Linked DNA regions of Homo sapiens: region 2 is linked to region 1. A link is an interaction called in ENCODE POLR2A ChIA-PET data of the cell type or tissue named here. Cell type or tissue: GM12878. All regions are shown on one strand.

Region 1 (2,500 bases):
CTTGCCAAATGGTTGAAATATTTGTGTTTTAAACACTATTACATAGGAAACCCACTGATACTTATATTTTCTACAACCATTTATAGCTGGGTTTATATATGGTAACTTTTCTGAATTCCATATTGAGACACGGGTTGGACAAGTGTGACTATACTTACCGGGCAATACAACAGGATATCTGAAAGCAGGTTAGTTCAGTTTGATAATTGCTTAGCCCAGTTTTGAAAAACCTGCCTTCCTTTTGAATATTTTGATTAATTTTGCAGAATAGATCCTTTTGACTCTAAGAGAGAAGGGAACGCAATACCAGCAAAAGATTTTTTCCTATTTTGTGTCATGTAACATGAATGGTATGTGGTCAAGCAGGTGTGTAACTTACCGGGTACTATAGTATCCAGTGAAATACAAGTCAATTCTTAAATTCTCCTGCAATTTATAATGCTAACATTTACAAATGACATACTCAAAATTTCATAGGAGGACACTAATCTGTGGCACAGTCCAATCAGGCTAATGCATTTGGAAAATGCATTTTTTATATATATGTAGATAGATTACATATACATGTCTATACGTGTGTATATATATTTTTCTATATATATTTAAAAGACTAGTGTAGTTTAAAAATTTACTTATAAATTTACTTATAAGATGAATCGTAGGGAGTTAGGAAAGATTGCTTTCATATGCTTTAATTCTCAGATTGAAGATACTCTGATATTTAAATAAACATACTTTGCATTGTCAGAAAGATAACTTTTCCCAGAGAGGATTTGACTTTAATAGTCTAGATTAGCTGCCTAAGTCAACAGTCACTGAAATAACATTGTTTTCTTATCTTTATCTACACTTGTGGCCTATCATCAGTGACCTTTGTCACTTCTCTTGCTGTCCCTCCCTCTGTATTTCACCTCTATGGATGACTGCCAGTTCCTAATCTTTTTCCTAGCCCCATCTTCCATTAGGACTGGTTTTTATCCAAAATGTACCGACTTGAAATGGAAACTTTTTTTGATAGCTTTCTCTTTGACTTTTAGTTTCAGCTCCTGCTCACTCAGGCCTGCTATGTAACCTGTACTTATTTACCCTTACTGTGTTTTCCCTTCTCGGCTAAAAGGAACCAAGTTACTTTCTCTGTGGTCACTGAGTGGTGAGGTTATTTTGGGCCATGAGGGCTGGGGGCAGGGTTAGGCTGGGGAGGTAGCTGAAATAAGTTTCATGGCTGAAGCTCATCTTTGGTTTTCAAGTCTCATAGGCCTTGCAATCTAATTCTCATTAGGAATAGAATTAATTTGTGTACCTAACATGTCATCTGGTTGTTTACTATTTGAAACAACTGAAACACATCAGTGCTTCTGGAGGGATAGTATTTCGTTCTACTCTTGGTTCCACATTTTACAAATTACATTCCCTGCATTTTTAATTAAGTAAAAGGGCTGAGAAAGGTCACTTTTCTTCCTTTATATTTAAAAAACAAACCAACTCTAAGTCTGTTAAGTTTCAGATACAAAAATCATCCTGAAATTACCATGACATAACTAAAAACAATTCTGCCAGAATTAAGGACAGAGAGGAAAACCTATAACTATCAGGAAGAACAAATGTTTATCTGAAACAACAGGTAACCTTGGGAAGGTATCAACTATGAATTTTAGAACCAAAGAACTTTGGATATAAGGAGGAAGTGTGTGCATGGCTAATAGACAAGGCAGAGAAAAGCAGTTATTAATCCAGAGTAGCAAGTCTACCCAATCAGTGAGCAAACTGAGAGGTCCACCAGACATTAATTTTAATGAGGTTACTCAAGATTTCCCCTTTCTTCAAGCATTCCAGGAATCAGATGGAGGAAGATAGGGTAACATCATCTTTATCAAATATTTGCAAACATTATATAGATAGCTGGAAAAGCCTGTGCATGGTGAATGGAAGAGATGTCACATAAAACCGAATAACTGAGTCTCATAATATTTAGGTCTTGAATGAAGTTAGGCCTTGATCTGCTTCCAGCCAGTTGATCTCTTAATTATGTAGGCTGTGCAACAAGTTTTTGGTTCTGTTTTATAGTTTTCTTCTCTGCATTCCTCTAGATTTAATATATTCTTGATTTGTTTTACAGATCACTGCTTTTCCTCCAGAATAAGCCAATGTGGATAAGGGAGACCAAAGGAAATTAATTATATACCAATAAGAAAAGTCTTACGTAAACCCTGTGTGTAATAAATGTTCAAATAAGTTGGTTGTAAGGTTTTGGTGTACAATTTCAAGATATTTTCACAGAACATATTGCTCCCCAGTCAGGGTTAAAGTGAAACGTTCCATGGGGATAATGCAGAGGATGATATTCTTTCAGGAAAAAGAGTATTAAGCTTTCCTCTACTAGGCATCTTCCCTCAGGCACTGAGATTGCAGCCATCCAACAAATGGGGAAGGGCAGAAAGAGGAGCCTTCAAAAGTCGCAAATATACTTCAATAGCTACTTTTTAGCAAGTGTGGTAATGAG
Region 2 (2,500 bases), 210 kb after region 1:
TTATGTTTTGTTCATTGCTATATCTGCAATGTTTAGAGTCTCATAGGACTTAGTTTAATGGGTGTGTGAGTAGTGAGTGTGTGTGTGTGTGTGTGTGTGTGTGTAAATAAGACCTTTCAGGAGGAAATTAGATATTCCATAGGATGGGATAGTGTATTAGGATGACAAATTCCTATAGTAGCATTTGAAAATTCTAAAATCTAACAAAGAGGGAAGATACTATAATCCATTTTATTAGTTACTAGTTGTTGAATGATAATATATTTAAAGATATCAGCTACATGATATGCTCATCTACATGCACGTTTGTATGTGAATATGATGGAATTCATAGGAATTTGTTCTGAATGAGACAACGGTTAGTCCCAACTGATTGGCAGTCATTTGGATGAAATCAGTTTTTGGTTGGTTTAGCATTTTTTTCTAAATTTTAACTTTAGTATTTAAAGTTTTATTTTACTTATTTAAGCAGTATAGTGTTAGAGACGTCTTCATTAACTAAAGCAAATTATATTTTTTACAGTGATACATTTGATATTGCCTGGAATGGCAGAACTGGGATTCGCCAGAGCAGACTATCAAGTGGCACCTCCTTGCTTGATAAAGATGGAATATTTGCTAATTCAACTAGCAGCAAACTCCTGGAGAGAGCCCATGGAATTCTCACGTCAGTACTAATCAGTAATGTAAATTGTTTTTTGTTTTTTGTTTTTTGTCTGGTTTAAAATTTCTGGCAGAAAAAAATGAAGAAGGAAGATGGTGAAATGTTATTTTCATGGGAAGAATTTTGACTGAAACAAGACTCAAAGTTATTTAGGTAGCGTTTACAGCCATGAATCTCATGTGTTATAAAGCTTGTGTTTTTGTTGATTTTTCTCCCCCATATTACCAGGAGAATCATGACTGAGTATATTTGTTATGGAGATGATAATAAAGGTCTTATTGTTTAGACAGGCCCTACCTTCAGAGAAAGAAAAAACTGTTAGCTCCTTTTAGGATTCCCAATTTTTACTATAATTATCCATTAATTCTAGCAATCTTAACAAATTAGGCAAGAAAATCTATAAATGGTGAATGGTTGAGTGATATATAACACTTATCCAAGCTTTCCATTTCTCATTAACTGATTACAGAGTTGGTTTGAAGACATAGCTATAACCATTCTCTACCATGCTTCATAGAGACCCCATCTCTCCAAAAAAAAAAAAAAAAAAAAAAAAAGAAAAGAAAAGAAAAAAAATTAGCCAGGTGTGGTAGTGCATGCATGTAGTTCCAGCTACTCAGGAGACTGAGGTAGGAGGATCAGTTGAGCCAAGGAAGTTGAGGCTGCAATGAGTCATGATCTTGCCATTGCACTTCAGCCTGGGCAACCGATTAACATCCTGTCTCTGAGAAAAAAAAAAAAAGGAAAAAAAGTTATTAGTTATTAGCATTAACATGTTTTAGATATTTCCCAAGCATATCGTTTGACCGCTAGCTAGAGGTGTGACTGAATTGGATTCCATAATCCTTGTCTGAATCACTGCTTAATAATATTAGTAGGTTCTATTTATGTAGGTCTTGCTCTAGCCCAGAGATATACATTAACTCATTTAATCCTCACAACAACTTTTAAGTTATAGGTAGTATTGTCCTCCCTGTTTTACATTATTACATAATGAAAAGTTAAAGAGGTTAAAATCATACCTTAATAGATGGTAGACCATAGATTGTTGTCCAGGTCTTTCTAACTTCCCAGCCCATATTCATAAGCGTTGGACTTTATTCCTTCTTTTCTGTGGCCATAAAAAAGGCTAAAAATAAATTAAAAAGACTTGATTTAAGTATGGTATTGAGGTTTGAATAAGGAAAAAAATGAGTGGAATAGAATTTTTAATTACCAAAAATGGAAGATTACGTTTTGGTGATAAGTACGTTTTTTTAAAATTTATGAAACTTAGACATCTCATTTAGTTTTGATATGATAGAAATAAGTCTTCTGTAGGTACAAGAAACTACTAACAACTGAAGAAAATGAACCTGTGGCTTAGAATGTACAACACAGTGTTACTAATCATCAGGTGTAAATCTGTTTATACTTATATAACAAGGCAGGTATCTTTTCCTTGTTTATTCTTCCTTCCCAAGGTGCCTGCTTGGCTGAATCAGATAGTGTTTTCATATAAAGAACCTACAGTCTTGGTAATGGGTATATAATCTGTTGTTTTAGGAGAGACCTTGAAATCTTTCTTCTCTACAGTAGCTTTTGTTTTTGTTTTTATACAGTAGCTTTTTTTAATGAATGATTTATCTCTATAGGAGAAACAAAAATTTCAAATCCAAGCCTGCCCTTCCAAAGGTGAGTACTATGAAAACTTTTTTTGTATTGGTATTCTGCTACACAATTATTTTTTATTACTCATACAATCTTCATACATCAAAAAACAAGAAATAACCTTATTTGTATCCAAGATAGTGATCGTGCACTTAGTTGAATCCATTTTAGAAATAACACTGTTAT

The links. Peaks named below come from ENCODE experiments on the same cell type or tissue, not always from the same donor. Only the 100,000 strongest peaks of a DNase experiment are listed, where the experiment ranks them.
Region 2: POLR2A ChIA-PET joins it to region 1 with 9 read pairs; 2 of 35 experiments call an interaction of 5 or more read pairs at or near these places.

Annotation. Positions count from the first base shown.
Region 1 is chr15:72,140,236-72,142,735 of GRCh38, reverse strand. SENP8 (SUMO peptidase family member, NEDD8 specific) reads right to left here. Exons shown (of 2, transcript NM_145204.4): 2 at 1-2,500. The coding sequence ends at 2,474. Among named protein-coding and RNA genes, the nearest start is that of SENP8, 23 kb to the right of the region's middle. RefSeq lists an enhancer at 874-963. In GM12878, no CTCF peak of the experiment used is centred here; a DNase peak (open chromatin) is centred at 1,125; H3K4me3 peaks cover 290 bases; H3K27ac peaks cover 1,086 bases.
Region 2 is chr15:71,933,508-71,936,007 of GRCh38, reverse strand. It overlaps MYO9A (myosin IXA), which reads left to right. Exons shown (of 42, transcript NM_006901.4): 17 at 524-667; 18 at 2,299-2,338. It overlaps LOC107984713 (a long non-coding RNA gene), which reads left to right and starts at 2,361. Exons shown (of 2, transcript XR_001751795.2): 1 at 2,361-2,500. In GM12878, no CTCF peak of the experiment used is centred here; no DNase peak of the experiment used is centred here.